Regions from separate parts of the Homo sapiens genome. Here regions 2 and 3 are each linked to region 1. A link is an interaction called in ENCODE POLR2A ChIA-PET data of the cell type or tissue named here. Cell type or tissue: OCI-LY7. All regions are shown on one strand. Each heading gives the region's core, and the rest is flanking DNA. Links, peaks and the distances in the headings are about the cores only. Region 1 overlaps LOC105376197 (a long non-coding RNA gene). Region 2 overlaps ABCA1 (ATP binding cassette subfamily A member 1). Region 3 has its middle 26 kb from the start of FSD1L.

What was found. Peaks named below come from ENCODE experiments on the same cell type or tissue, not always from the same donor. Only the 100,000 strongest peaks of a DNase experiment are listed, where the experiment ranks them.
Region 2: POLR2A ChIA-PET joins it to region 1 with 6 read pairs; 2 of 35 experiments call an interaction of 5 or more read pairs at or near these places.
Region 3: POLR2A ChIA-PET joins it to region 1 with 6 read pairs; 5 of 35 experiments call an interaction of 5 or more read pairs at or near these places.

The regions. Positions count from the first base shown.
Region 1 is chr9:105,123,258-105,133,784 of GRCh38, forward strand. The region is part of intron 2 of LOC105376197 (a long non-coding RNA gene); the gene reads left to right. Among named protein-coding and RNA genes, the nearest start is that of SLC44A1, 120 kb to the right of the region's middle. In OCI-LY7, for the core only: no CTCF peak of the experiment used is centred there; a DNase peak (open chromatin) is centred at 4,834.
Region 2 is chr9:104,896,758-104,907,284 of GRCh38, forward strand. ABCA1 (ATP binding cassette subfamily A member 1) reads right to left here. Exons shown (of 50, transcript NM_005502.4): 2 at 6,857-7,014. The coding sequence starts at 6,922. Among named protein-coding and RNA genes, the nearest start is that of ABCA1, 26 kb to the right of the region's middle. RefSeq lists an enhancer at 6,416-7,328. In OCI-LY7, for the core only: no CTCF peak of the experiment used is centred there; no DNase peak of the experiment used is centred there.
Region 3 is chr9:105,416,398-105,426,924 of GRCh38, forward strand. It overlaps a transcript of SLC44A1 not described here. Among named protein-coding and RNA genes, the nearest start is that of FSD1L, 26 kb to the right of the region's middle. In OCI-LY7, for the core only: no CTCF peak of the experiment used is centred there; no DNase peak of the experiment used is centred there.

The DNA.
Region 1 (10,527 bases), core at 2,506-6,505:
CAGTGAGCTGAGATCACACCACTGCACTCCAACCTGGCAACAGACTGAGACTCCGTCTCCAAAAAAAAAAAATTGTATTTTTAGTAGAGACCGGGTTTCACCATGTTGGCCAGCTAGTCTCAAACTCCTGACCCCCTGATCTGCCCACCTCGGCCTTCCAAAGTGCTGGGATTACAGGCGTGAGCCACTGGACCCAGCCTCCAGCTAATTTTTTGTTTTTTAGTAGAGAGGGGTTTCACCATGTTGGCCAGGCTGGTCTCAAACTCCTAACCTCAGGTGATCCACCCGCCTTGGCTTCCCAGAGTGCTGGGATTACAGGCATGATCCATCGAGCCCGGCCAACATTTATACACTATATGATTCCATTTATATGTCATTCTGGAAGAAGCAAAAATATAAGTACTTTCTATAATCAGGACCATGTGGCTGGGCACAGTGGCTCATGCCTGTAATCCCAGCACTTTGGGAGGCCGAGGCAGGCGGATCACTTGAGATCAGGAGTTCAAGACTAGCCTGGCCAACATGGTAAAACCCCGTCTCTACTAAAAATACAAAAAATTAGCCGGTGTAGTGGCATGCACCTGTAGTCCCAGCTACTCAGGAGGCTGAGGCAGGAGAATTGCTTGAACTCGGGAGGCAGAGGTTTCAGTGAGCCAAGATAACGCCACTGCACTCCAGCCTGGGCAACAGAGCAAGACTCCAACTCAAAAAAAAAAAAAAAGGTCATGTGATATTGAGTATAAGATAGATAGAGAGGCCACCGTGCCCGGCCCAGTGTCTTTAATAGAGCAAAAAAGAGACCTATACACATAATGGTCAATTGATTTTTGACAAAGGTGCAAAGGCAACTAAATAAAAAAGTGATAGACTTTTTGACAAATGGTGCTGGAACAATTGGACATAAATATGCAAAAACATGAATCTCGACCTACAACTCACACCTTATACAAAATTTTTAAAAATGCATTACAGATCTAAATGTAAAAGGTAGAATTAGAAAACTTTTAGAGGAAAATATAGGAGAAAATTTTAATAATCTTGGATTAGGCAAGGAGTTTTTAGTAGGACAACAAAAGCACACTGTGAATAAGTTAGACTTAACATTTTTTGCTCTATTAAAGACACTGGGCCAGACACGGTGGCTCACGCCTGTAATCCCAGCACTTTGGGAGGCTGACACAGGTGGATCACTTAAGATCAGGAGTGTGAGACCAGCCTGCCCAACATGGTGAAATCCTGTCTCTACTAAAAATACAAAAATTAGCTGGATATGGTGGCACATGCCTGTAGTCCCAGCTACTTGGGAGGCTGAGGCAGGAGAATTGCTTGAACCTGAGAGGCAGAGGTTGCAGTAAGCCGAGATCACACCACTGCACTCTAGCCTGGGTGACAGAGCGAGACTCCATCTCAAAAAAAAAAAGACATTCTAGAGAACACAAAAATATAGAGGTATAGAATAGATCAGTAGTTGCCAGGGGTTAAGGATTGACAGAAGGTTTGACTACAAAGAGGTTACATAAGGGAATTTCAGGGAATGAGATCACCATTTATATTCTGGTTGTGTAAGTAGTTACACAACTCTATGTATGTGTCAAAATCACAAAATTATACAATAAAAGAGTAAATTTTACTGTGTTGAAATTTAAAAATAGGACAGGCGCGGTGGCTCATGCCTGTAATCCTAGCACTTTGGGAGGCCAAGGCGGGTGGATCACCTGAGGTCAAGAATTTAAGACCAGCCTGGACAACATGGAGAAACCCCATCTCTACTAAAAATGCAAAAATTAGCCAGGCGTGGTGGCAGGGGCCCATAATCCCACCTCTTGGGAGGCTGAGGCAGGAGAATCGTTTGGACCCAAGGGGCAGAGGTTGCAGTGAGCTGAGATCACGCCACTTCACTCCAGCCTGGGTGAAAGAGCGAAACTCCATCTCAAAGAAAGAAAGAAAGAAAGAAAAAATTAAAAATAAATAACATATAAAACTCAGCCATAAAAAAATCTAGTCAGGCCCGGCGCGGTGGCTCACACCTGTAATCCCAGCACTTTGGGAGGCTGAGGTGGGTGGATCACAAGGTCAGGAGTTCAAGACCAGCCTGGCCAACATGGTGAAACTCTGTCTCTACTAAAAATACAAAAATTAGCTGGGCATGGTGGTGCATGCCTGTAATCCTAGCTACTCCAGAGGTTGAGGCAAGGGAATAGATTGAACCAAGACCTGGGAGGTAGAGGTTGCAGTGAGCCAAGAACGCACACTGCACTCCAGCCTGGGCTACAGAGCGAGACTCCATCTCAAAAAAAAAAAAAAAAAAAAAAAAAATCTAGTCAACATTCCTCCAGACCCACCCTGGAGTGGACACCAAGTATCATCCTCATAGCAAACAATTTTTTTTAAATGTTCAACCTCCTCATTAATTTAAAAATGATAATTTAATCAAAGCAATACCATTTGCCTCCCCATTATATAGATTGCAAAACTTGTAATAATACCCAGTATTGGCAAAGGTATGATAAAGTGGGTACAATCAAATGCAACGAGTTGGCATGTGAATTGGTACAGCCGTTTTGGAAGGCAATATGGCAACATGTATCAAAAAGCCTTAAGTGTTCTTACTTCTTGGAAAAATAAAGCCACTTCTAGGACTCAGTCGTCATGAAATAATCAGAGATTCTGATGAGGAACATTATCTTTTCTGCATTGAAATACTGTCTCCCTCATTACAGGGATAGACGTGCAGCGGGTCCCAAATAAATGCTGCTAACTTTCTGGATGGCAACTAACTTCTATACAACATCTTGCTTCCAGCCAGGAGTCTGGTTGGAAGAGAAGCCTTCTACCTCCTGGGCCTCTTTGGTCAGGATGCTGCCTTCTGTGTATCTTTCATTGTGAATGACTAAAGTGACAATTATATGCCCAATGATTTCATAAGCAATACCTCTTACCATGCCCACAGAGAGAGTAGGGGTTCTTTTTCCAGACTGAGTACCTCGTAAAAAAACAAACCCAGGAGACCAGATGAGATAGAATCAAAGAGGCAAGAAAGTCAGTTCAGTAGATGCTGAGAACTGCTGGGAAATCCAGGGAATTCAGGCTGCAAGGCTGTCCAGGCTGAGCCCAGGCTACACTGACAGACTCAGACAAAAGCTGATTTCTAAGGAGACCTGTGAATTCAGGAAGATAGCTCAGCTTGGCTCAACATTCAAGAGAGAAGAGAAACATCCTGCTCAGCAGCCAGAGAAAAAAGGGCTTAGCTGAGAAATGCCAGGCACTAGCTTTTGAATCATTGGGAAAACATGGTCACTTTAAGATGAAGAAAGACCCTGACACAGGACTGAGGGTCTAGGCCTTGTCCTCAAGCCCCACCTGCAATCCCCATCTGCTCATAACAGCTATTCTCTTTGTCCTCAGCTATGTTTTGTTTTTTTTTTCTTTTTTTTTTTTTGAGACGGAGTCTCGCTCTGTCACCCAGGCTGGAGTGCGCTGGCACGATCTCGGCTCACTGCAAGCTCCCGCCTCCTGGGTTCACGCCATTCTCCTGCCTCAGCCTCCCGAGTAGCTGGGACTACAGGCGCCCGCCACCACGCCCGCTAATTTTTTGTATTTTTAGTAGAGACGGGGTTTCACCGTGTTAGCCAGGACGCTCTCGATCTCCTGACCTCGTGATCCGCCTGCCTCGGCCTCCCAAAGTGCTGGGATTACAGGCGTGAGCCACCGCGCCCAGCCGGTTCTCAGCTAATATTTTATTAATTCCTTTGCCCTATGCTGTTATATGGACACTGTAAATCCTCGTCCCAATCCTGGCTGTTTAGACAACCGCCTCTGCTCTGGCTATGGTGCTCCAGAGACCTCAGTCCTGATGTCTGGGCTCTCTCCTCTGTCCGCAGGCTCTCAGGCCCCACTCTATCCAGCATCTACTTCCCCTGCACATGCACACACACACCTCTCACTCCCTTAGTGGTTATAATAGGCACTGTGAGGGCTTAGTCCATGAGACTAAGTGATTAAGGAAGCAAGGAATCTTTTCATATTATTATCTCAAGTTGGAGAACTTTTTTTTTTTTTTGAGATGGAGTCTCACTCTGTCACCAGGCTGGAATGCAGTGGCGCAATCTCGGCTCACTGCAAGCTCCGCTTCCCGAGTTCATGCAATTCTCCTGCCTCAGCCTCCCAAGTAGCTGGGAATACAGGCATGTGCCACCATGCCCAGCTAATTTTTGTATTTTTAGTAGAGACGGGGTTTCACCATGTTGGCCAGGATGGTCTCGATCTCATAACCTCGTGATCCACCCACCTCGGCCTCCCAAAGTATTGGAGATTACAGGCGTGAGCCACTGCACCTGGCAAAATGGAGAACATTTAATTCAGTACGCTGACTCTAACAAGTGACCATTTCTAACACTGAGTGAGCACTCACTGTCTTCTAGGCGCTGTGCCAAGTACTCTACATGCATTATGAATTATTACAATTTAATCCACACAGCAACTCTGTGAGGTGGGAACTGGTACCATCATGATTAACATACTCATTTTGCACATAAGGAATGGTGGGCTCAGAAAGGTTAACCAATGTTCCCCGGACAATGGGGTTAATAAACAAACCAAAGCCATAACTTTGAACTCTTTCATTTAGCAAGTGTTAACAGAGTTCCCCCTATGTGTCAGACACTACTCCGCTAGGCACAGGCACTAGGCTATATTGGTAGACAAGACAGACTTAGCCACCACCTTCAGGAAACCCAGTATCTAGCAGATTAGGTAAACCTCAGGCCTCTACAGCTGCCCTAATTGGCCTCAGAGCCAGGATTCCAACTCATGTTTTCTACAACAAAGCTCAAACAATAACCACAACACTTCCTGCCTCTCTCTTACCGGAAATAGTGTCTCTGTGAGAAACTTGAAGTCTTGGAAGTTCTCAGGCTGAAGTCAAGCTGCATACCTGTATGACCTGACGTTGATGTTGAATTAAGTGCTGTGAATCAGGCTACTGGACACACGGAACCTTTTTTAATACTTTGCTCAAATGTCACTTTCTCAAAATGCTTTTCTAACTACTTGCCTCTTATCAGCATGGCTAACCCATCTTTCCCTGCTCGCTTTTTCATCATGCGTATAATCTTCTTTTATAATGTATTATTTATTTTATTATTATGCCTATTGCTTAGCATGTGCTTACTTGCACTTTTTTTTTTTTTTCTTGAGACAGAGTCTCGCTCTGTCGCCCAGGCTGGAGTGCAGTGGTGTGATCTTGGCTCTCTGCAACCTCTGCTGCCTGGGTTCCTCAGCCTCCCGAGTAGCTGGGATTACAGGCCTGCACTACCAGGCCCAGCTAATATTTGGATTTTTAGTAAGAACGGGGTTTCACCATGTTGGCCAGGCTAGTCTCGAACTCCTGACCTCAAGTGATCTGCCGGCCTCAGCCTCCCAAGGTGCTGGGATTATAGATGTGAACCACCATGCCCAGCCCTTTGCACTTTAATATAAAGTTCCCCCAAGGGCAGGGAATCCCTATCTGTTTTGTTCACTGATGTATCCCAGGGCCTAGACAGAGTCTGGCACACAAAAAGTACTCAGTAATTAATTTTTGTGTGAAACAATAAAGGTGAAGAGCATGTACGGGGTTAGCAGACAGATGGTGCTAATTAGGAATAAAGGATAGGGAAGGAAAACTGAGCTGGGAACTGAGGATAGAAGGGAACGGGGCAGTCAAGAGAGGTGTGCTGCAAGAACTGGAAGGGAGGGACCACACAAGCCCCAGCCTGAAAAACAGAAGACCCTGCAGGCGGTGGAGTGTTTATTCTTCTCTGTGCTCAGAAGCATGTCAGACATGTGAGAGCCAGGAAGCCAGGGTTGATCAGGAACTGTATGGCCTCCTGCACTCTGCAAGAATCCCAGGGAGTCAGGGGGTCAAACGAACAGTCAGGGATTGGGGATCAAAGCAGGCAAAGCTGAAATCCAGGAAGTCTGAGAGAGTAAGATAATGCTACCCATCCACCAAAACACAGAGAAGAGCCTAATCCTGGGGCAGCAACAGTGGAAACTAAGGTTTCTGTCAAGTTTTCTCCCAGGAGGTGTGTAGTCCATAGGGCTGCAGGAGTGGGCAGGGAAGAGAGTATGGTTAGTGGTAAGCTACAGCTGGAGAGAGCTGATTGTGCATTATCTCCTCCCAGATTCATGTTTAGTGTCTTCACATCTGTAGCTTGAAATTGGCCATGGCAGAAGTATTTACACCATGGAAATTGGCAAATGCTATATAAGTCAGGGATTGTTCGCTTGCTTGTTGGGCAGCTGGTTGTTAAATACTTACCAGCACACTGCTGGCATAGTTTACTATAGAACTGAGGCTGCGGGAAGAACTCTGTTCTTGGCTGAAAAAAGAAGGCACTAGAATTGCAGGTAGGTACTTAGGCTAAGGTGTACCCCATGGAAAGACACCTATGCCCTTGGGTAACTGCAGACAGAGCAAAGAGCCAAACTTAATAGATCCCTTCCCAGGGGTTCTTCTGTTCACTATAGAATTTACATGGGGATTCTTTCTCTTAAGTTTGGAAGCCAGAGACTCATTTGAATCCATTTATTCATTCGTTTGACAGGTACAAATAGAGGATCTGCCATGTTGCAGGTTAGTAGCTAGACCATAGAGAAGACAGACTTGTTCCTGCCCTCATGGAATGTGTTGCCTAGCACAGAAGTCTACAAATCATGGCCTAAGGGCCAAATGTAGCTCAGGACCTCTTTCAGTAAACAGTCCTCAAGTTAAGGATGGTTTTTACATTGTTAAAGGGTTGTGAGGAAGAACAAAAGGAAGGAGGAGGAAGATGAGGAGGAGGAGGAGAAAGAGGAGTGAGAGAGACCATGGGTGGTCTACAAAGCTTAAAATATTTCCTATCTAGGCCTTTACAAAAAAAGTTTGCCAACTCTTGGTGTAGCAAACTAGACAAACCTTACTCCTTTACAGCCACCCTAATTGGCCATTAAAAGAACAACGTTTGGCCAGGCACGGTGGCTCATGCCTGTAATCCCAGCACTTTGGGAAGCCGAGGCGGGTGAATCACCTGAGGTCAGGAGTTTGAGACCAGCCTGGCCAACACGGTGAAACCCTGTCTCCACTAAAAATACAAAAAAATTAGCCAGGCATGGTGGCAGGCACCTGTAATCCAGCTACTCAGGAGGCTGAGGCAGGAGAATCACTTGAACCTGGGAGGCAGAGGTTGCAGTGAGCCAAGATTGCACTCCAGCCTGGGTGACAAGAGCAAAACTCTATCTCAAAAAAAATAAAAAAAAAAGCAATGTTCGGGCCAGGACTTACCTGAGGAAAGGACCAGGAGTAGGTCAGGTGACACTAACACAAAGAATGAGGCAGCCGGGTGCGGTGGCTCACACCTGTAACCCCAGCACTTTGGGAGGCCGAGGCGGGCAGACCACTTAAGGTCAGGAGTTCAAGACCAGCCTGGCCAACATGGCAAAACTCCATCTCTACTAAAAATACAAAAATTAGCCGGGCGTGGTGGCAGGTGCCTGTAATCCCAGCTACTCAGGAGTCTCAGGCAGGAGAATTGCTTGAACCTGGGAGGTGGAGGTTGCAGTGAGCTGAGATCATACCACTGCACTTTAGCATGGGCAAAAAAAGAATGAGGCTGGACATCTCCTGGGTTATAACTGAGTAACCAACTAGAAATATGTGTTTGCAAGTATTTGACTGTGTGGACCACAGCATGAGACTGAGGTCTAAAAGTTGAGTTCCAGGAGAGGGAAGGTCAGGGGTTAGTCCAGGAACACAGGAGGGAACAAAGTCAGAGGACCCTTACTGGAGTCAGTAATGAAGGTAGAGAACAATAGCAACAGCAAACACTTCTAGAATGCCTGCTGCGTACCACGTGCTGTTACAAGCACATTACTCATATTAACACATCTAATTCTCCTAATAGCCCTATGAAGTTGGTCCTGTTATTATTCCTGTTTGACAGATGAGGAAACTGAGGCACAGGTAACAAAGTCTTTTGCCACCAGTGACACAGCTACTAAGTAGTAGAGCCAGGATTTGAGACCAGGTAGTATGATTTCAGGATCCATATTCTTAACCACTACACTCCACTGCAATACACTACAGACAGACTGGTGAGGGAAGGTAGGAAAGCAGGTCTTTTTATTTCTAGTTAAGTCTTTTGCTGGGCCCTGTGTCTGTGATTTGTTCCGGAGTAGAGAAGGGACTCTGTGCTTTCTCAAAAGAAGCAATTTCAAAACATGAGACTCTAAGGAGCAGGTCTGATAAACTGCACTTGAACCCAGAGGATGACCAGAGAAAAGCAGGGTACCAACCACAGTCAGGCCACCATGCATATTTCCCCAATCCTGTGACAAACAGGACTGAGCCTGCTCTGTGCCAGGCTCTGTCCTGGATGCTGCAGGGACAGAGATGAGACAGACTCAGCCTCGAGGGGCGGCAGCCATGAGTAAACAGGCTATGCTTAGTAGAGTCTGGATTAAGACCCACACAGCACCCATGGGGGCTCCGTGGAGAAAGCAGCTCCAATCCCAAGGGAGCTGCACCTATAAGCTCGAAGCCAGGTGCCAGGGAGGGATGTGGAGCATGGCCTGATCAGCATCACTTGGATGAAATTCCCTTCAGAATAGGTGACAAAAAGAAAGGGCTCCATAGACAAGTCAAGGGACCACTGGAGAGCCCAATAAACATCAATATGCAGAAGAGAGAAGCAACAGTATAAATCCCAAAGTAAATGCTAAGTCTAAAGCCAGATAAAAGGCCAAGCAGGTGTTAGCAATGGCATGGCGGGCATCTGGGAAGGCCAGATCAGTAGCAGAGGCCAGAGCCAAGCAAGCAGAAATGGAACAGAGTGACCCAGACATGTTTGTCTGGGTCTTTATGCTACACCGCCTTCCCTACCTCACAGCTTTATTCTTGATTTATCTCCCACAGCTGACTCTCTGCCAGCCTTGTGCATCAGGAACTTATTAACACTGGTGCCTTCTAGAACTGGGGAAGATCCATCCAGAGTTAGGCTTTTTTTTTTCGAGAGAATCTTGCTCTGTCACCCAGGCTGGAGTGTAGTGGCATGATCTCAGCTTACTGCAACCTCCACCTCCCAGATTCAAGTGATTCTCCTGCCTCAGCCTCCCAAGGAGGTGGGACTACAGGTGCCGCCACCATGCTGGCTAGTTTTTTTTATTTTTAGTAGACACAGGGTCCATGTTGGCCAGGCCAGTCTCAAACTCCTGACCTCAGGTGATCTGCCTGCCTCAGCTTCCCAAAGTGCTGGGATTACAGGCGTGAGCCACCGTGTACAGCAAGAGTTAGGTATTTTCTGCTAACGTTCCTCCTACCTCCTCTTCCCCGCCAGCCAGCTGACTTTCCCAAGATGAGCTAATGGCCTTCCTTTAAAAGAAATAGTGTCAGGCTCCTTTTCTAACTCACATTTTTCCCTAGCATCATTCCATCCAGAGCTTAAGGTTGCTGGTGACCTGGTGGTGTTGGTGACTTCACCATTCTCCCTCTGGGAAATGAAGTGACTCAACAGTCACAAACGCAAAGATAACAGTGCCATCAGCGGTTCCTTGCAGAGCAAAGAAATGCCAGGGTTATTAGGTGTCTGAATAAAGCTGAAGGTCCTGAGGTTAACATAGCAAGAAAAAATGACAGTGTAGAGTTGCAGGCTATTCCAACAATTATCAAGTTCCCAGGAGCAACTCTTAATAAAGGCTTCCTGACTGTTGTGGCAATAGGAAGGGCAGTGTGCTAGACTACAGTTATTCCTTCCTGATTTCCAACATACCAATTTACATGCCTGTGGATGCAGTTGCTGGTATGCTATCATATTGGACATCTATAGGATTATTCGCCCCAAACCCTCTCCTCCTAGAAACTACTCACCCCACCCCTGTCCACACGGCGTGTTCGTTTATTTATTTATTTATTGAGATGGATTTTCACTCGTGTTGCCCAGGCTGGAGTGCAATGGCACGATCTTGACTCACCCCAGCCTCCGCCTCCCAGGTTCAAGCGATTCTCCTGCCTCAGCCTCCGGAGTAGCTAGGATTACAGGCATGCACTATCACACCCAGCTAATTGTGTATTTTTAGTAGAGACAGGGTTTCTCCATGCTGGTCAGGCTGGTCTTGAACTCCCAAACTCAGGTGATCTGTCTGCCTCAGCCTCCCAAAGTGCTGGGATTACAGGCACGAGCCACCACGCCTGGCCCACATGGCGTGTTCTTATCTGGTCTTGTCTTCTCTTTCCATGTTTGATTAGTTAAGTTTGGGTAGTTGACTCAAGGTGGGCCAATCAGAACCTTGCTTGGGATTCATCCCTACTAGAATAAAAGAATCAGTCTCCCTTTGGTGGTGGAAGTTGAAAGATGTAAACTTCAGGAGCTTTTAATAGCCGCATATACAACCATGAGAAGAAGGGCTATTTGCAGTTAGAGAAGGTGAAAGGGTAAAAAGAAGCAGAGGCTAGGGAGGTAAAAAAGAGCTATTGGCAGCATCCAAGTCTCGGGATCCAGTTGTTCCTGAGAC
Region 2 (10,527 bases), core at 2,558-6,557, 230 kb before region 1:
TTTCACTCTGTTGCCCAGGCTGGAGTACAGTAGTATGGTCATAGCTCACTGCAGCCTTGACCACCTGGACTCAAGCAATTCTCCTACCTCAGCCTTCCAAGTAGCTGGGACTCCAGGCAAGTACCACCATGCCTGACTAATTTCCTTATTTTTATAGAGATGGAGTCTTGCTATGCTGCCCAGGCTGGTGTTGAACTCCTAGTCTCAAGCAATCCCCCCACCTCAGCCTCCCAAAGTGCTGGGAATACAGGCATGAGCCACCATATCCAGGTTTTAATAAATGTCCCAAAAATAACTAGAAAAGGAATCACTATTTAATCAAGTGATTATTTATTAAATAATCACTGGGATGACATGATATGAATGTGAAGAAAAATTAATTTTAGACCCATCCCTAACAGCATACATGCCAATGAGACCTGGGAAAACTAAAGTGAAATCTTAAGGATCACATCAGAAAAATGCTAGAGAGGGGAAATGATTTTTAAAACCAGGCCTGCCTTCCCTGAACTACAAAGTCTCATGCATTGATGGTGGCTATTTAAATTGGTTGGATCCTCTGGAAAGACATCTGATCAGACACTTCAAGGGCCATTTCCCTTCAACCTAGTAATCCTGTTCCTCAGATTTTGGCCTACAGAAATAATACAAAAATAATAAAAGATTAAATGTATAGAATCTTTATAGTAATTTATTTGTAACAGCACACATGGAACAATCTAAATGTTGGCAACAGGGTTTGAACTTATAAAAACTGTGTTAATGGATTACTGCACAGCTATCAGGAATGTCAAAGGCATCATCCCACAGTAGATTTGGAGCCAAAAGATCCCAGCCCTCCTCTTAGCAACTTTTTATTTTTTGAGACAGAGTCTCGCTCTGTCACCCAGGCAGGAGTACAGTGGTGCAATCTTGGCTCACTGCAACTTCCACCTGCCAGGTTCAAGCAAATTCTCCTGCCTCACCCTCCCAAATAGCTGGGATTACAGGCAAGTGCTACCACGCCTGGCTAATTTTTGTATTTTTAGTAGAGATGGGTGTCACCACATTGACCAGGCTGGTCTCAAATTCCTGGCCTCAAGTGATCCGCCCACCTTGGTCTCCCAAAGTGCTGGAATTATAGGTGTGAGCCACCATGCCCGGCCATTAACTTATTAACAATACTCTCTTCATCTGTGAAACAGAAATTGCAACGCATACACCTCAGAATTGCTGTGAGAATCAAGAAAGTAATGGATATCAAAGTATTACTTTCAAAACTATAAAACACAGCCTACACATCAGAAATCATTATTCTAAATCAGAAGATGATTTAGAAATATGTGAACACGCACACTAAATAATGTTAAATGAAAGAAGAAAACAGCATAAAATGGTCCATGTATATGTAATGATTACAATTGCTTTCTTGGGCCTTTGTCATTCAAGTTCCCTCTATCCCAAGAGTCACCAGACAATGTGGCCTGACTACCTCAGGGAATCCTCTTGCACATAAAATAAAATTAAATTCTCAGGGGGCACTGTGGGTCACGCCTGTAATCCCAGCACTTTGGGAAGCCGAGGTAGGAGGATCACAAGGTCAGGAGTTTCAGACCAGCCTGGCCAATATGGTGAAACCGCATCTCTATAAAAATACAAAAATTAGCTGGGCATGGTGGTGGGCGTCTGTAATCCCAGCTACTAGGAGGCTGAGGCAGGAGAATCGCTTGAAACCAGGAGGCAAAAGTTGCAGTGAGCCGAGATTGCTCCACTGCACTCCAGCCTGGGCGACAGAACTAGACTCCGTCTTGAAAAATAAATAAATAAATAAATAAATAAATAAATAAATAAATAAATAAATATTAAATTAAATTCTCCTTCCCCAGGAGAATTGGCCCTAAATGATCTGGTCATGTCTACTACCAACTCATCCCCCGCCAGTCTTATTCACTCCACCAGTGCCACTGGCTTTCTTCTGTTCCCTGACCTAGGGGACAGGCACCCCCAGTCTCTCTGCCTGGAATGGATTTCCCTATCTCTAAGCCTCTGATCTTTGCCTGGCTAACCATTGCTTGAACTTCAGGGCTCTCAGCTTTAATGTGACAACCTGTCAATCTAAATGAAATCCCTACCCACACCTGCTAGTATCTAACACCAGTACCATAGTTTGCCGGATTTTTTCCTTCATAATCCTCATCACAGTTGATAGTTATATTTTTATTTGTGTGATGATATGTTTCACATCTGCTGGCCTCACTGAACTGTAAGCTCTACGAAAGCAGTACTCATGCCCAGCTGCTTCACCACTATATACCCAGCTAACCATACCACAAGTAATAGATGCTTAATAGATATTTATCCAAATGAAACAATAAATGTCTATTTGTTTTAACTTTCTTCATTCCGTAGAAGAGAAAACTAAAGCTCTGGAGAAAGGAGTTTTCCTAGGCCACTGAGGCAGATGGTGGCCAAGCTGGGATTGGAATCATGACCACTGCTGCCGGCCCAGGAGTAAGGACAGGGAAGAAATGTGTCAGGTGAAACTAGAAGTGGGGAAAGGATGCAGAGAGTTTCCATCTACTCTGTAAAATTCTCTAAAAGCTCATAAATGAGGAGTTTTAATTTTTGGATAGTTCATTCTTTTTCATTAAAGAATGCCCAAATAGTGGTACTCTGGCTGGGTGCAGTGGCTCATGCCTGTAATCCCAGCAGATTGGAAGGCTGAGGTGGGTGGATCACTTGAGGTCAGGAGTTCAAGACCAGCCTGGCCAACATGCTAAAACCATGTCTCTACTAAAAATACAAAAATTAGCCAGGCGTGGTGCTGTGTGCCCATAATCCCAGCTACCCGGGAGGCTGAGGCATGACAATTGCTTGATCCCGGGAGGCAGAGGTTGCGGCGAGCTGAGATCATACCACTGCACTCCAGCCTGGGCAATAGAGTGAGACTCAGTTTAAAAAAAAAAAAATCACAATTAACTATTTTCCCAGCCACATGACTAGTCAGATCTATTTGAGAAAATTAATAATAAAGGCAAAAGAAAAGAGGCCATGTGGCCACCCTCACTTTGTCCAGTTTGTTCCATGGGGACCTTGGCCTCTGGATCAGCCTAAAACCAGATGAGGATCGTGAAAGCTCTGAAGTTCTCTTCCCCTTCCTGTCCCCAGCCCTGTTTGTACTGAATACCTGCCACCCACACAAGTTAACTGTTACTTTGGACCCAAACTGAGCTTTGCACCCAACTTTCACAACTCAATTCAATTTATTCTTTGCCTAACAGAAACAGCGGAAAACTAACCCTGGCTGATGGTCCCCCCTCAGTCTGCACAATGGGGGTACAGGAGAGGCAGGGGACCCAGGAGTTACCAGCAAACCAGGACACAGAATGAAAAGGCAAGCACTGCCTTTCAACAGGGTTGCTCTGGGGTATACCATTCAGCTCCAGGCTGAACATAGCGTTTCTAGTCTTCCTGGCGGCAGCACACAGGCTTTATGTATGCTTTCTATTCTTCCTAGTGCAAGGGAGCCTCCTCAAGACCTGCAAACTAATGGGCCTTAAGACATTTCCCACTCATTCAGTAAATACTTACTAAGCATGTCCCAAGGGCCAGGCTCTGTGCTGGGCTCTGAGGCCAAGCGTATACACTCCAGGATCTCAGGAGACAGGAACTGTGCAATGAACATCCATACGCTGCAGGCAACAGCTATCATGGACTGCTAACTTCTTCCCCTACCTAATGGGCAGGGCTGGTTCTCACTATGTGAGCTAACAAGTGGCCCCAAAACCCTTAAGAGGTTCTGACGTCTAAACAATATAATCTAGAAATCTAAGCCAGGTGGATTGGAAAGTAGCTACCAGTCAGAACTTGAGATTCAGAGACATAGAAGCTTTAGTATACACAGAGAGCAAAGCAAAAAAGGGTCTGCAACTGTAGGGCCACCAGGAGACTGGTTCTGGTGCTACTTTCCTGACTGACCAACTCTGGGCACCTGTGCCCCCCTGAGCCCCAGTTCTGTCAGCTGTACAAGATGCAAGCCAGATCTTTCCAACTCTAACAATCTAAGCATCAGCAACCTGAAATAAATCACTTTTCTTTCTGATTCAGCAAAATATACTTCCTTTAGAAATCAGGAAGAGAGTTAAGGAAAACAGGTTAGCAGGCAGTGGTATAACAACTTAAGCCCCTTTGTGTCAGGGTGTTGCATCCCACTTCCTTCTTTAAAAAGAACTCTGCCACAAGGCTACAAACTGCCTTTGGCTAAACCTGCCTATCTCTCTAATCCTAACACTTTTAAACCCATCTGCAATACCAAGCAAGAAGCAACAAGACCAGTGGAGTCTGGCCCAATTTGAATGACCCAACCCCACATCCTGTTGCAGGATTCCTTCCCTGGCTAAGCACGGAAAACCTTTTCCCTGCCCTTTCTTCTAACTTCAAGCTGCTAAGCAGCTGCAAAAAAATAAAAAATAAAAATAGTTTGGAGGAGGGAAGAAAAGTCACTGTGATGGGACAGAATGAGGCTCGGCCCTAGTCCTGGGGATCTCAGCTTCTGGTTGCAGCTCAGTTGCTGGCTGGGTGACCTCAAGAAATCCCTTCCCTGCTTTGTACCTCAGCTTTCTCATCCGTAAAATAAGAGGTTCAGACTAGACTACCCCAGAGCCATAGCCCCCCTTTCATTGCCAACATGATATGATTCTTCCCACTACTCACTAATGGACACACAACATGGATAAACCATGGCGGAGACAATTTCCCAGCAAGTGGGCCCCCTCTACCAGGATAAGAAGGGGCAGGAGCCCTGGATCACACTGTAGCAAAGGAATAAGAGTAAGGACGGACATAGAGGACTGGAACACCAAGACCTGGGGATAACCACGGGAGGCAGGGAGAAAGGCAAGGAAGGAGTCAGAAACTTCAATATTCTCAGATGGAGAATAGGCAAAATAATGACACCACTGAAAAGCGATTAGGCACATTGAGTTAGAGTGCCAGCTCCAAAGTCAGATTATCTGGATTTGAACCCTACCTGTGCTCCTTGTTAGTGGTGTGGACCTCAGACAAGTTACTTAACCTCTCTGAGTAGCACGTTCCCCAGCTACAACATGTGGAAATAACAGTACATCGCGGGGCCTTAAAAGGAATAAATCTAGTTAATAATGCCTAATCAGTTAGTGCCTCACACATGGAAGCTCATTCTAAGTGTTTGCTTTTATTTTATTAATATAATATTATCTATTATACTTTACAATTATTATTAAAACAGATAGGATCCACAGATTCCAGTCCCTGTTCTCTCACTAGAGACCTCAGAATTCAGGTTCCCCATTTGTAACATGAGAGGCTGAACACAATCAGTTTTTCTCAAAGGAAGATCTGTATACATATTGCTGAGGGATTATATTTAAGTTCTCTAAGAGGATTTTAAACACTTTGTTTTCATTTCAACAGTCATCTAAACAAAGTCTAATAAACACATATGGATTTTTTAAATGCTTACTTTAAAGCCAAGTTCTGGCACAAGATTTCAAAGCCCAAGTTTATATTTGTGTTTATGATTGTGTTGGCACCAGTATAATTGTAGCAAACTCATGAGGATGGAACAGGTGCCATCAAATTAAGGTCATACAAGTAGAAAAATGGGTGGAGAATTCAATCATTAGCACATGATAATATAGACTGGCCAAACTCAAAATGATCAGCATGATAGCATTTACTGCCATGCAACTTATAATTTGGTTTCAGTTGAACAACAGCTGCCTCACCACATTTAAGGTATTAATTTGAATGGTATTGATTTTGCAATTTTGGCTGCACTTAATTTGTAAATATGTATGGGTCATATAGTTGTATAATAACAGCCTATAAGAAGTTTATACCTACTTTTACTTCCTAATATTTAAGTAACACTATAATAAAAAAGGAAATTTAGTGAACAAAAGGATGCTTTGACACTTTTGTTCTTTTACAGACAGTGCAAGCATTATTCTAGTTTGAGGAAAACTGAATGAAATTCTCTCCAAAGTCCCTTATAGCCCTTTGAATCTCAGAAAGATGATCATTTTGATTACAGACATGTTAAGCTACATTAAGACAGCCAAGTGGGGATACTGGCTTAGAATCCAGGAAAAAAAAATAAAGGCAGAACAGGAACAAGAGACTTAGAAACTAACTACAGAGAAATGCATCCTAGAGATGGGATCTCTAAGGAAGGGTGTTCAGAGATAGAGAGACAAAGAGCTGACGTCTGAGTTTCAGGGAGTTCACTCTGCTCTACAGCCCTCACATCCCTCTGTGGAAGAGTTCCATTCACCTGCGCATTAAAGATGATCTCCAGATTACTCAAAGCATTATTGGCCCATCTGGGAAGTGAATGGCTTAGAACCCTCTGCAGAAATAAAACAAGTCTCAGTTATTATATTCCTCCAGGCCTGAAGGAAAGAATCCAGATTGACACCAAGATACCCAGTATTGATCTCTAAGAGTGGGGCCACTAACTCACTTCACCCACAGCTTCCAGAAATACAGGGGCCCATTAGGGGCTTTTGGAGAGCCAGGTGGCTCCCAGGGCTGCAGCAAAAGGAAAAAGTGGGGTGCTCAGGGGCGATTCGGAGCCAGGTCCTAGGGATCAGAACTCATGCCTGGGCAGTAGCACAAACCAAAGCTACTATTTCTACCTGGCTGCAAATCTGCCCTCTATGATAAGCCACATGCCATATCCGGACCACACAGTCCTGTGTCCATAAGAGCCAGATTCCATCAATCCCTGTGTGAAAACCAACACAGCTTCCTTCCCTCCCTCCCTCCTCCAATCCCCAACTCAAAACCACAAAGAAAAAATGAGAGAACCCCCCGCTGCTGAAAAACCCAAGCTTACTGTTTGTCTTCTTCTGAAAGTGAGGTTCTTCCACAGCAGCAACCTCAGCTGAGGCCAACAAGCCATGTTCCCTCAGCCAGCACCCCCAGCGTGTGGCTCGGGAGCCCTGGAAGGCAGCGGCCAGAGCTCACAGCAGGGACGCCGTGGCTGGTCATTAACTGAAAGATAAAGCAGGAGGGGAAACAGCCATCAGTTATTGCTGCAAAGCCATACACCAATGAGGACTGCTAATCCAGCCCTCTCAGCTGAGACCTCCAACACACAGCTCTGCATCATGACTGCTTCTCAATGGATCATGAGTCACCAGCTCCCAGCCTCTGGGTTCACCCACAAAGAGGGACTCGGGAGGTGTTCCGACAGCAGGCTAGGAGCTACGTGTTATGGTCCTAATCATTTTAGTTCTATAGATGTTATCATCTGGGAATGAAGAATGCATTTCTGAAAATAGACCTCTCTCAGGTGGCCAAAAACACTGAGGATGGAAATGGCATACTGGAATCCCAGAGACCTACCTCTCTTTTCTAAGAAAATGCCTCCCCTTACATACAAAGTCAGCAGCATTTGTAAATTTTGCCTCAAGCCTGGAGTGACTTATACTATTCCCTGAACTTCCTTACATACTAATTTTCAGTGGGTTATACAACTGAGTCCTTCAAATGATAAAAAGCACCATCGGCCAGGCGTGGTGGCTCAAGCCTATAATCCCAGCACTTTGGGAGGCCGAGGCAGGCGGATCACGAGGTCAAGAAATCGAGACCATCCTAGCCAATACGGTGAAACCCCGTCTCTACTAAAAATACAAAAATTAGCTGGGCATGGTGGCAGGCACCTGTAGTCCCAGCTACTTGGGAGGCTGAGGCAGGAGAATCGCTGAACCTGGCAGGCGGAGGTGCAGTGAGCCAAGATTGTGCCACTACACTCCAGCATGGCGACAGAGCGAGACTCTGTCTCAAAAAAAAAAAAAAAAAGCACCATCAATAAAGCAGTTTCCTAATCTGGAAAACCACAACGTGCCTTAGATGAGTGTGAGTAAACACCAAGAAAATGCTACCGACACCTGGCTCTCAGGTAATGAGGACAACCCTAGCGCTGTGTCTCTGGAAAGAAAACAGCATCCCATGGAGAAACAAGTCTGCTATGGCAGGCTCAGGGCATCAACTGTGAAACCGACAAACAAGCTCCCATGGTCAGCACATATGCACACTTCTGGCCTTGTTCCACCTGCACCTGAACACACCGCCCCCCTACTCCGTTGGGTGTCACAGGTGCCTCCTTGGAGGACTGTTTGCCATGCTAGGGCAAGAAGGTCTTCTCGTGAACAAGGGATACTACATTCTGTGTATCCCAGCCACCCATCCAGCAGTTACCCTTATTTAATGCTGGAATAGTCCCAAGTAGTTATATTAAAGTTAAAGCTGGGGAGGGGGCAGAAGATGAAAAATGGAAGGGAGGACACACAGGTGAAAATTCGGCCCTGCTGGCACTTGGTAGCCATGAACTCTCCTAGCTGTGCTTATGAAATGGCTCAGTGAATCACTGTGGCCTCTAGAGGAGTAGGGGCAAGGGTAGGGTGGGACACTGGGCATGAGGAACAAGGAGCAGAAGGAACTAAGAATGCAGTAGCGAGGTATGGATACAAAACCAAGCGCTAGACTAGAAATCTGTGAGTCCAAATGAGATCTCCATGCCAAGGTCAGTCTCTAGTAGAACAATACCCTTTTATCTACCACCCAACAAGGACTTGGATTAAAACTTCTAGAAAAGTCAAGAGATTGGAGGAAATTGCAGTGTCTGAGAAGAAAAGACAGCCTACCACTATGTATTCCAATTCATTCATTGACAGTCCAATAAATCAAGAAATTCTCTGAAATAGTCAAGCCTTAGGACCTATTTCTTTTCCTTACCATTTGCTCAGCAAACTTCTAGAAGGACACAGGCCTCCAAAGTTTCTTACTCCAAAAAGAGGAAGAGTTAAACCAGCACTGCATCAGTTTGTTCAAAGATGACAACTGGCAGCACAGCACTGGCAACCAGAGCAGCATTGTGAGACACATGCTTGTCATCCCAAATTGTTTTCTAAGTGGCTCAGGACAGAGCTTGCATTCCAGAGACACTGAAATAAATAATTAGCTAGATTTTTCTCATACAGAAGCTGCTCTCCAGGAATCAGTTCGTTGATTTAGAAGCTACATGAATCTCTTGAAATCCCCAAGGTAACAATGAGGAGGGGACAATTAAAAAAGGAAAACTATCAGAAAGAGCCCAGGCATGAATTAGCCCCGGCTTCCCAACTATGTGCCCCTGGCCAAGGCTTTATGCTCTCTAAGCATCAATTTCCTCATGGTAAAATAAGGATGACAATACTTACCTTGTATGGTGTTCAACTGTGTTCTACTGTGGATTCAACGAGATAATATAAATAATTTCCCAACACAGTACATGGCTTAATTTAAGTGCCAAAGCAATGTGAGTTCCCTTCTCCCCATTTATCTTTCTTCATTCCAACAATATCCTCTAGCTGAGAAATGGTTATATCCTGTCCAAACAGGACGTTCCATTATTTCTAGCAAATCCATTGTGGGTTTCTGGAAAGATAGGAGGGGCAAAGCAGTAAGGATGAAATCTTAATAGCCTAGTGTTGCAGTACCCAGAGCCAAACCCAAATATAGAATATCACCTCCCCTAAACCCTGAGTGGAAAAGCTCAAAGGAAGAGAAGACACACCTCTACACAACGTTCATGAGAAGAAGGGAAGGATGAGTTTTCTTGGACAGCATTTTCTTGGAAGTAAAGTGTCTGGGTTTCAAGAAAAAGGTTCTGACTCCAAGGACTCTCCAGGAAGCACATGGAGAAGGTTGCTAAGAAGTAGCATAGAGCCACAGTAGAAAGTTCTACCGTGGCTTTGCTGGGCACACTTAGGCAAGCTTCCTGCTCCAATTCCTCCCACCCACCTTGGCACTGACCTGGCCTCCTGCACAATTTGCTCCCCCAACTCAGAACACAATGATCAATACTGGGAGCAATTCTGTCCTAAGAGGAGAGTTTGGCAATGCCCGGCCCCTTCTGCTCAGGTAACTGAAGCCAAAGGGACATTTCCACATCAGTTTTCCAAGTTAGTGAACAAACAAACCAAAATCAAAAAAAAAAAAAAAAAAGATATAAAAGAGACAGTACTATGTACTAGATTTCTCAATGTTTCAAATGCAGTACACTCACTTCTGCCCTCATACACATTTCCAGTTACTGGCTGGAAAGGATCCCACTTCACAGTCATCCCAGTCAATAGGCCACTCTGATCCTGCTCCTAGATGACCGCAACTGCCACCTCACTGGTCTCCCAACCATTTGTCACAGAGCACCCAAAGTTACTCAGCTAGACCAAATATCTGAACATGCCTCTCCCCGACTTAAAACCTTTTGCCAGCTCCTCAGCACCTGAACATAGAGTCCAGTGCTCACCAAGGTCTACCTGGCCTCCCTTCTGTGACTCCAGCCTACTCTCTTGCCACTCCCCACCTGCTAAGCAATGCCCTGGAGATGTGTATACAGGCTCAGAATATGCTGCACGCTCTCCTACCACTGGGACTTCACTGGTGAGTTCTCTTGTCCTAAGACACTTTTTCAAGCACTGCTAGCCTGGCTAATGCCTAGGTCTCAAACTTAGGTCTCCA
Region 3 (10,527 bases), core at 2,602-6,601, 290 kb after region 1:
GAGGGATGGAGAGGGGATAGGTGTGGTCAGTGTAGCAATAGAAGTGTGTATAATGTGTCACAGTAGTTGGGGGTGGGGGCAACAATTCATTCCATTGGGGTGGGTCAAGGAATAAATTGAGGCCTAGGGGAAAAGTGTGATCTTCCAAATCCTCCACAGACATCGCCAGATCTGAAGTTCCCAGAAAAGAGACTGGTGTGTGCTAAGGCATAAAGGTGTGAAATAGCATTTGCGGCATATGCACTTGGAAAGCAGTAACCTCCAAATAATATGTTCTTATAAAGTGTGAGGCTGGAAATGATAAGAGATGAGGCCAAGGAGTCAGGCCACGTCTCACCCACCTGCCAAGAAGGTTAGATTTTATCCTGTAGGTGGTGAATAACCACAGAATAGTTTAAATTTAAGATTTGCTTTTTATCAGGTTGTTTGTCCCACTTGACTATCCATGCACAAAGTATAGAACCTCCTATTTATCTGACAGTGGTCAAAACTGAGTCAAAAGGCCTAAGATTATATCTATTAATTGAGAATTTCATGCAGATTAAACACAAAAAGTCCCAGTCCCTTTGGAAAGTAACTTAGCATTCTGGTAATTACATTTGACCTGTGTGCTGTAAAAGGTTTTGGTTTTGGTTTTAGTTTTAATGTAGATATTTAACAGAGCTGAATTTCTGTGCCTTTTATGTGTGAGCTGCTGCACTGCCTCCTCTCCTTGTCCTAACAGGGACTCACACACAGCATTCCCCTCACACAGACCCCAGAAAATCCCATCGGTGTCCTTACTGGGGCCAAACACTGAGCACTGGTTCCTAGAACCTGAGGCATGAAATAAACCAATTCATTGTTTTCTGCATAATTTCACATGCTTTTAAAATAATAAGTGATAATGGATACATTACCATGTTGCCTTTCACAACAGGGTAAGATGCTCACTTTGTGGTCGTACACATGATCAGGACCTTCCCTCATGGAAGAAGGATAAAGAAACCTTGTTTCACCCTCCTCCCTCCTGCTTGGTCTTCAGCCATACCATGCATGTCTTTATGCACTTATCATGGTCTGGTGGAAAAGCATGGAATTTGGAATCTGATGGACTTGAGTTTGGATCTTGCCCACCCCATCACCTTGCCAAGTTCCTTAACTTCTCTTTCTTTACCTGGCAAAAGGAGCTAATAATGCCTTCTCTTGAAGACTGAGTGAAAAGTGTGATTATATCCTGAAACCAGTGCCCAACACACAGCAGATTCTTAATAAATGCTAGTCCTTTCCATTCTTTTTCTATCTTGCCCTTGATATCAGTGAGCCATCAGAAGGCCAGGAAGCAGCCAGGCATGGTGGCTTATACCTGTAATCCCAGCTACTCAGGAGGCTGAAGCTGGAGGATCATTTGTAGTCAGGAGTTTGAGACCAGCCTGGGCAACATAGCAAGATCTCATCCCTACAAAAAAAAAAAAAAAAAAAACAATTTAATTAGCCAGGTATGGTGGCATGTGCCTATAGTCCCAGCTACTCAGAGGACTGAGGCAGGAGTTTTGCTTGAGCCCAGGAGTTTGAGGCTACAGTGAACTATGATTGTACCACTACAGTCCAGTCTAGCCAACAGAATGAGACTCTGTCTCTAAAAATAATGATAATAGGCTGGGTGCGGTGGCTCACGCCTGTAATCCCAGTACTCTGGGAGGCCGAGGCGGGCGGATCACCTGAGGTCAGGAGTTCAAGACCAGCCTGGCCATGGTGAAACTCCATCTCTACTAAAAATACAAAAAATTAGTCGGGTGTAGTGGTGCATGCCTGTAATCCCAGCTACTCTGGAGGCTGAGGCAGGAGAATCTCTTGAACCTGGGAAGCGGAGGTTGCAGCGAGCCGAGATTGCGCCATTGCACTCCAGCCTGGGCAACAAGAGCAAAACTCCGTCTCAAAAAAAAAAAAAAAAAAAAAGAAAGAAAGAAAAAGATAATTAGAAGTAAATAATTTTTAAAAGACCAGGAAGCTCACAGCCTTCAGTTCACACTGCAACAGTAGTAATTGGCCATTAGATCATGCTGTTCAGTGTTGTCCTATGGGGCTTACCTCTGGAACAGGTTAATTAAATAAAATCACACTTCTTAGCTTACAGATTTTCTGTCTTGATGTCTTTGTAAAGATTTTGAGCTGTTTTGGGTATGGAGTCTGACAGTCATTAACTAGCCCCCACCCTTCCCACTCCCCTGTTGTTCCAAGAGGACCCCAGTTCTGTCAATATTTGCTCACCACTAGATGTGGGCCACAACCCTGAAATGATTCCCAAAGCCAGGCCTTCCTGGCCTATGGGTTAAGCTGCCCCAGTTGCACAGATAAGCAGCTTGTGCCTGACTGGCCTGCCCCCAAATCAGGAGAGAATCTCTTAGCCACTCGTGCTGAAATGTGACTTTCTTATTAGCAGATATTGTCTAACAGACTGTGGATTCTTGCTCATTGGCCAAGTCAACAGCCTAAAGGACCTTACTCTCAAAAATTTAGGTAAAAGTTAATCTTTGACTTAGAGGGACAACATTTTTGGGGACAGTCTTCATTGCATGTAGTTTGCTCTGTTTGCACTCATCTACTCTTAATGTAACATCCTGGAAATGCCAAGATGTTGGCAGATTGTAACTGAACAAAATTTGGCAGTGAACTTGACAATCAAAATAGAGCCAAGTGACAAAAGTTTGAAAAGACACAAAAGAAAAAGATTTACAAGCTGAAGAACGCTAGAGTTAGCATAGAGACATATGGTTATAGAAAAAAATGCGAGTTTGCAAAGCTGTAGCACAGAACAGCACTAATATAAATGCCTGCTCAAATGTGGCTGCAAGACAAAGCTGGTGCCTGATATGGGGAGATAATGATGATCCTGAAATATTACCCTGCTGTATTTGTACTTGAAGGATTTTAAAGTATGTTCAAAGTAAATTTTATCTGTGTTTAATAAGCTCACAGGATAAGAAAGGAGATTGTGCCTTCATTGTAGTTTTATAAAGAGAGTATCTTTCAAGACATACACAAGACAGGAAAAGGAAAACCAGTCTTTGGAAAGACCATATGTTGCAATCTGAGAATTAGAAGGTTTGAACATCTATATTCCGAGAAGCCTCTTATTTGCTTTGGAACTCCCAACTTACAGGTATAGCCAACTGTTAATTATTAATACAAATTAATTTAGTAATTTCTACCTTCTACCTAGTTCAGAAGTTCTCTTAGAAGGCCATGTATTTCTAGCTGGGCGCGGTGGCCCACGCCTGTAATAATACCACTTTGGGAGGCCGAGGTGGGTGGATCACCTGAGGTCAGGAGTTCGAGACCAGCCTGACCAATATGATGAAACCTCATCTCTACTAAAAATACAAAAATTAGCCGGGCATGGTGGCATGTGCCTGTAATCCAGCTACTCTGGAGGCTGAGACAGGAGAATCACTTGAACCCGGGAGTCAGAGGTAGCAGTGAGCCGAGGTTGCACCATTGCACTCCAGCCTGGGCCATAATAGTGAAACTCTGTCTCAAAAAAAAAAAAAAAAAAAAAAAGAAGGCAATATGTTTCCATGCTGCCTGCTCTGAGAGTTGAGAGCAAAATCTGTTGCTTCCTACCTCCCATGCAGTGCTCCTTGCCCTGTCTTCTGGAACAGCAAGTGCCTATGCCGTTCAGCAGTTCTTCGAGCATTTGATTAGAGGAAGCATTTGATTAGAGTTCTCTTTTGTCTGCCATTATTCAGAACAAATGCATGGTCTCCAAGCCCTCCCCATCCAGGATCCCCGACCCTGACCCTAGCAGAATGCGCCCTATTGCCTTGCATCACCCCAAGGTTTTGGCAGGAACAGAGGAAAGAGGCCAAATGTCCTATTTTACTTCTTGTTAGAGTTCTAGAAAGACCAAGGCAGTGAAAACACTTGATTAAATAAAAGTCAGGAAAATTGGTGACTTTTTTTATTTACAAAATGTCGGCGTTCTCTTGGGCATGGGAAATTAAAGTTACAAACACTCTTTCCTTTGTCCCGGAGACATGTGCATGGTGAGGTAAAAGGGAGAGTTACAAAGACTCTTTTCTTTCACTGAGAATCATGCATCCCTTTTTAATATATCTCTTTCTTTTCTTTCAAATTAAAAATGTGCCAGAAAGTTGAGCTGATTATGAGTCAGTGCCAAGCTTATCCAAAATGGATGTTCTAGGCCGGGTATGGTGGCTCACGCCTGTAATCTCAGCACTTTCGGAGGCTGAAATGGGCAGATCACCTGAGGTTGGGAGTTCAAGACCAGCCTGACCAACAGGCAGAAACCCCCTCTCTACTAAAAATACAAAATTAGCCGGGCGTGGTGACACATGCCTGTAATCACAGCTACTCGGGAGGCTAAGGCAGGAGAATCACTTGAACCCGGGAGGCGGAGGTTGCAGTGAGCTGAGATCGCACCATTGCACTCCAGCCTGGGCAACAAGAGTGAAACTCCATCTCAAAAAAAAAAAAAAAAAAAAAAAAAAAAGGATGGTCTAGATAGACGTGCTGTTGTGTTGCTTTGATGTCCTACTGAGTTAAGCACTGCAAGAGTCCATTCAGAAAGACACAGATATATAGCATAATTTTGATAAATAAAAACAATTCAGAAAATGTTGAATAAAGTAACAAATATCCAGAGTTCCATAGGTTTAACCGTATCATATATTTTTAAAAGGCAGGTGTTAAGCGTTTTAAAAACTATTTCACCTTAAAATTATTTATTTTCCTTATAAAACAATACCTGGAAGTGGTTCCTCTGGTTTTCAAATATATGATGTGATAAATGGAATGCATTAATATTTTATGAATTAGATGTGCTGGAATGGCATACATTGCTCCTGGAACAGCTATCATTTACTGAACACTTTTTCTCCTTTTGCCTAGTAAGCAAAAGCCACTGTGCTAAGGGCTTTCTAGGCATTATCTTTAAATCCTTGTAAGAATCATGAGACAGAGAGTGGTTCCCATTTTAAAGTTGAGATCACAATGACTCAGAAACTTAAGTTATATTACTAGAGGTCAGAGAGCCTCTGGCAAGTTATTCAACTAAGCATTAGAGCCACCGTCATTAAAAGAGTTCTGGATTACAGGAGTTTATATAGTAACCCACATTCAGAGAATAGAGCAGCGACACTCATAATCCAATCTTGCATTAGGTTCACAAGACTTCAGAAATCTCTTTTTTTTTTTTTTTTTTTTGAGACAGAGTTTCCATCTGTCGCCCAGGTAGGCAGAGTGCAGTGGCGCGATCTCGGCTCACTGCAAGCTCCGCTTCCTGGGTTCACGCCATTCTCCTGCCTCAGCCTCCCGAGTAGCTGGGACTACAGGTGCCTACCACGGCGCCCGGCTAATTTTTTGTATTTTTAGTAGAGGCGGGGTTTCACCGTGTTAGCCAGGATAGTCTCAATCTCCTGACCTCTTGATCCACCCGCCTCGGCCTCCCAAAGTGCTGGGATTACAGGCGTGAGCCACCGCGCCCAGCCAGGAATCTGCTTTGAATTCCTTCAGCACACTGGTGCATTGTCAGTATTTTTCAGTCTTGCACAGGCCTAACTTTTCCAGTAAGTTCGGACCTCTGGTAGAAGTGACTACAGTACTGAGCATACTCAAGTGTTTCACTGAGTGCCAGTTGAGAGAGGTGACAGCGTTAGGTTGGACTCTCCTACCTGAGTGATGACAATAAGGAAGTCCACCAACTTCCTTTTTATCCTCAAGGTCAGAGTTACATCTAGCAACTTAGGTACTCAAGCCAAGTAGTTAGAAATTTCCCCTTAAATCAGCAGGGTGGAAGCTGGTCCCTCTGTACTGCACAGAAAGGGGCCCTCATGATCTCATGATGCAGGACTCCTGCCCTGACCTTGGGCCTCCTGCTCCATCCTTTTTTTTTTTTTTTTTTTTTTTTTTGAGACAGAGTCTTACTCTGTAGCCAGGCTGGAGTGAAGTGGCACCATCTCGGCTCACTGCAACCTCTGCATCCCGGGTTCAAGCAATTCTCCTGCCTCAGCCTCCTGAGTAGCTGGAACTACAGGCGCGTGCCACCACACCTAGCTAATTTTTGTATTTTTAGTAGAGACGGGGTTTCACCATGTTGGCCAGGATGGTCTTGATCTCTTAAACTGGTGATCTGTCCCTTCAGCCTCCCAAAGTGCTGGGATTACAGGTGTGAGCCACTGTGCCCAGCCCCATCCTTTATCAGCGGCCATGAGACAGATCCCTGGATAGGACAGACCTACCTCATATGCTGGAGAATTGCTGTGGCCATTTGGCTAATTAGAGGGCCAAATTTGCATTGTAAAATGGTACCCACTAAATTATAATTCCCTGGGGGCAAAGCCTATTTTCAGTGTCCTACTTCTGGTTTGCGTGAAGTTGAACATTTTTTCTTACAAACTCTCAGTGGCACCACCAATTTAAATAAAGAGGGAATTTTAGCTTATCTTGTCTGGTGTCCAGAATCAAACAAGTTTGTGGGTAGAATATCCAAGTCACTCATGTTAAAAACTCTAGAGTTCTCCATTACACTTCCTTCTCCCCGATCATCTCCTAACCCCTAGCAAGGAGCAAAGTTAGATTTATGTCAGGCCCTGTGTGGGACATAGTAGGTACTTATTGAATGAACAAAGGAAAACTGGGACGGAAGGAAAGAGGGAGGGAGACAGAATTTGAGTGTTTGAAATCTACTCTTATGTTAACAGTGTGAGGAAACAGCTCTTTTGAAAGTCATTTGGAAACGTGTATTAAAAATCTCAAGAATGGGCCAGGCGTGGTGGCTCACGCCTGTAATCTCAACACTTTGGGAGGCCAGGGTGGGCGGATCACCTGAGGTCGGGTGGGCGGATCACCTGAGGTCAGGAGTTCGAGATCAGCCTGACCAACATGGTGAAACCCTGTCTCTACTAAAAATACAAAAATTAGGCGGGTATGGTGGCACATGTCTGTAATCCCAGCTGGTCCAGGAGGCTGAGGCAGGGAGAATCACTTAAACCCAGGAGATGAAGGTTGCAGTGAGCCGAGATTGCCCCATTGCACTCCAGCCTGGGCAACAGAGCGAGGCTCGGTCTCATAAAATAAAATAAAATAAAATCTCAAGAATGTGCACATTTTTATCCAGCAATTCTGTGTTTAGAAATTAAGGACATGTGAAAAGATTTTGCTGCAAATCAGACTATTGTTCCTTGTTATAAAATATTGCAGCCAACCTGAATACCCAACAATAGAGAATCAGGTGAATGAATTATAATACATCTAAACCGCTTCTTCCTCTAACCTTTCATATCTCAGTAAATAGTAACACTGTTAAACCAGTTGTTCAAGCTGGTAACCTAGAATCATTAAATTTCCCTTTCTTTCAACTTGTCATTTTGAGTCTTGCCATTTTCCAAAATATACAAGGAGTCATCTTATAGATGTATTAACTTATGAGAGCAATAGATGTCATCAAGCCTAAAAGCCAATCTATCAAGAAAATCTGAATGCTTTTAAGGGTTTACTCACCATGGATATAGAAGGAAACATTGTTCAAGTAACCAGGTAAGTGGGTGTTGATTCCAACATCATGGAAGATGAAATTAAATTAATTGAGAGCCATAGGGAAATATGGACAAGGAAAAATTAAAAATAATAATATAGGGCTGCATACATAAAACACATATGTACAGTATTGTACTTTATGGATGATTTAAGAGATTTTTCAGAGTTAATTTTGATTAGATGCAATCAGTACAATCTTTAGATCCTGAACACCAGGCTCCCTGCTCTTGCCCTCCTCTCTCTGGTCCTCTTCCATGGGGCAAGGAGTCCACCATGGGATTAAGGGGACAGGCCCACCCTAAGCCTAATACCACTCTCCAGAATCCTAGTACCCTAGAACTCCCTCCCAAGACAAGGCCTGTATGAGTTTCTTCTCCAGATACTTCTTCCTAAGGATGGATACTGGCTGTGATTGTAGCAGGAGATGTGGCTGGAGCTTGCCCTTGTGGGCTCAGGTGTCCACAGGTAAGCGTGAGCAGCCCCTCCTAGTGTGGGCTGGGGCGAGGAGTGGGAAGAGAATGGGAGCAGAGTCTTCCATTTGTCCTCTTGCCTCAGACCTCACTAATGTTAGTAGTCATCCTGAATGCAATGTTTACTGCTAACTAGTCATACTAACTAACTTTCTCAGTCCCATATAGGATATGATCCCATTAGATCTCAACTTCAACTATTATATCAACAATGGTGATAAATAATTAGTATTTTAAAAGATAAGCAAAAATAAGAAAATTGGTTGGGTACAGTGTCTCACGCCTGTAATCCCAGCACTTTGGGAGGCCAAGGCAGGCGGATCACTTGAGGTCGGGAGTTCAAGACCAGCCTGGCCAACAAGGTGAAACCCCATCTCTACCAAAAGTACAAAAATTAGCCAGGCGTGATGGTGCACACCTGTAGTCTCAGATACTTGGGAGGCTGAGGCAGGAGAATTGCTTGAACCCAAGAGGTGGAGGTTGCAGTGAGCCGAGGTCAGACCATTGCACACTCCAGCCTGGGCAACAGAGTAAGACTCCATCTCAAAAAAAAAAAAAAGAAAAGAAAGAAAGAAAGAAAACTAACTACACTCACATTTTGTTAACTTAAATAACCATGGTAACACCTCACAGATTTTTAAACACATATATTTGGAATATATGGTAAATATGTATGTAGTATATATTCATATTTTAAAAACAAAAATGATTGTATTACCATAAAACCTACTTTTTTCACTTAAAGTTATATCATGTACAACATTCTATGTCAGTAATACCCATCGAACACACTATTTTTGGTGACTAAATGGCATTCCATTATATAGATTCCTTAATGCACACATACTATTGTACTACACAGTACTAAGCTTTGACATATACATTGTTAAACATGGTGCATACAGTTTGAAGGGGGAAACAGGTATTAACCAAACAGGAAAAAATACCTGAGCATAATTTGTGATGAAATGTCGTAAAGGAAAAGAACAAAATACTATGAGAGAAAATAATAGAGGTACATAATGTAGTTGCGGAAAGATCTGTTTGAGGGAAATAAGTTTGGTCTTGAAGGATGACGAATTTGGCATGTAAAAAGCTGAGGAAGAACATTCTAGGCAGAGAGAACTGTATATTTGGGGCCAGGTGTAGTGGCTCACGCCTGTAATCTCAGCACTTTGGGAGGTCGAGGCGGGCAGATCACCTGAGGTCAGGAGTTCGAAACCAACCTGGCCAACATGGTGAAACCCCGTCTCTACTAAAAATACAAAAATTAGCCGGGCGTGATGGCGGGTGCCTGTAATCCCAGCTACTTGGGAGGCTGAGGCAAGAGAATCGCTTGAACCTGGGTGGCAGAGGTTGCAGTGAGCCGAGATCATGCCACTGCACTCCAGCCTGGGCGGCAGAGCAAGACTCTGTCAAAAAACAAACAAACAAACAAAAAACCCTGTATATTTGGGAGCCTTGAGGCAGAAAATTCTTACTGGAAAGATGGTCACTGGGACTCGTAATCAGCAAGGCTGGGACAGATGAAGCTGGAGAGCTTCCACGCCATGCAAGGTGTTTTGCATTTTCAATCTGTGTAAGTAACATGATCTGATTTATATCTTAGAAAGCTTACTCTGCCTGTTCTGTGTAGGAGAATGGGTTGGGGCTCTGATGTAAGATGAAAGACTAGTTAGATGAGTATTTCAGTAGTCCAAAGGAGATGATGGGGACATATAGGAGAATATTTGTGTAATTTGGCCTTTCTATATAAACCATTTAATACTTCAAAATAAAATCTCAAATTTTCTGGGCTATATAATGCATTACTAATTCCACTAGGTGGCAATGGCATAGTTGTGAAGCAACACTGGAGAATGTCCTGGGGTTACTCAGTGCACTGCATTATTTCTAAGGTTATATTTTTTCAATGTTTGACCCTTGATTTACATTGACATTTACATTCCCTTTAAGTTCCAAAAATGTAATATATTTTACAGTTCTTGTTTTAAAATTATAATTTCAATAACTCCCTTGACTGGGAGAATGTGAAGGTCTTTGCCCACACATTTTTGGTTCCCCACTATTTCTTTGCATCTACTTAAAAAATAACAATAATGAAATAATATCAATTGCTATTTCTTGAGCAGCTTTTAGGAGTGAGTTATCATGCTGAGTATTTATATACATTACCTCATTTACTCATGCAGAGTAGATGTATTTCTTCTCATTTATAGACAAGAAAACAGAGACTAGGGAAGATTGGTAATTTGCCCAAATATTATCTGCCAGAACCTGAATTCAAGCCCAGTCTCTATAAACAAATTATTAAGTGGATAAATTGGTAAATAAGCAAATAAATGAGTAAGTAAACAGGATGATTATACACAGGTGAATTGAATAAATTGCTCATTATAGATAAAATATTAGTTACAACCAAGTAAAAAATATAACCCAAAATATGCAAGCATGACAAAATAATATTCTCATGACCCAAAGGTAAAGACAAGATACATATTAAATAATTCCTATCTTCTGT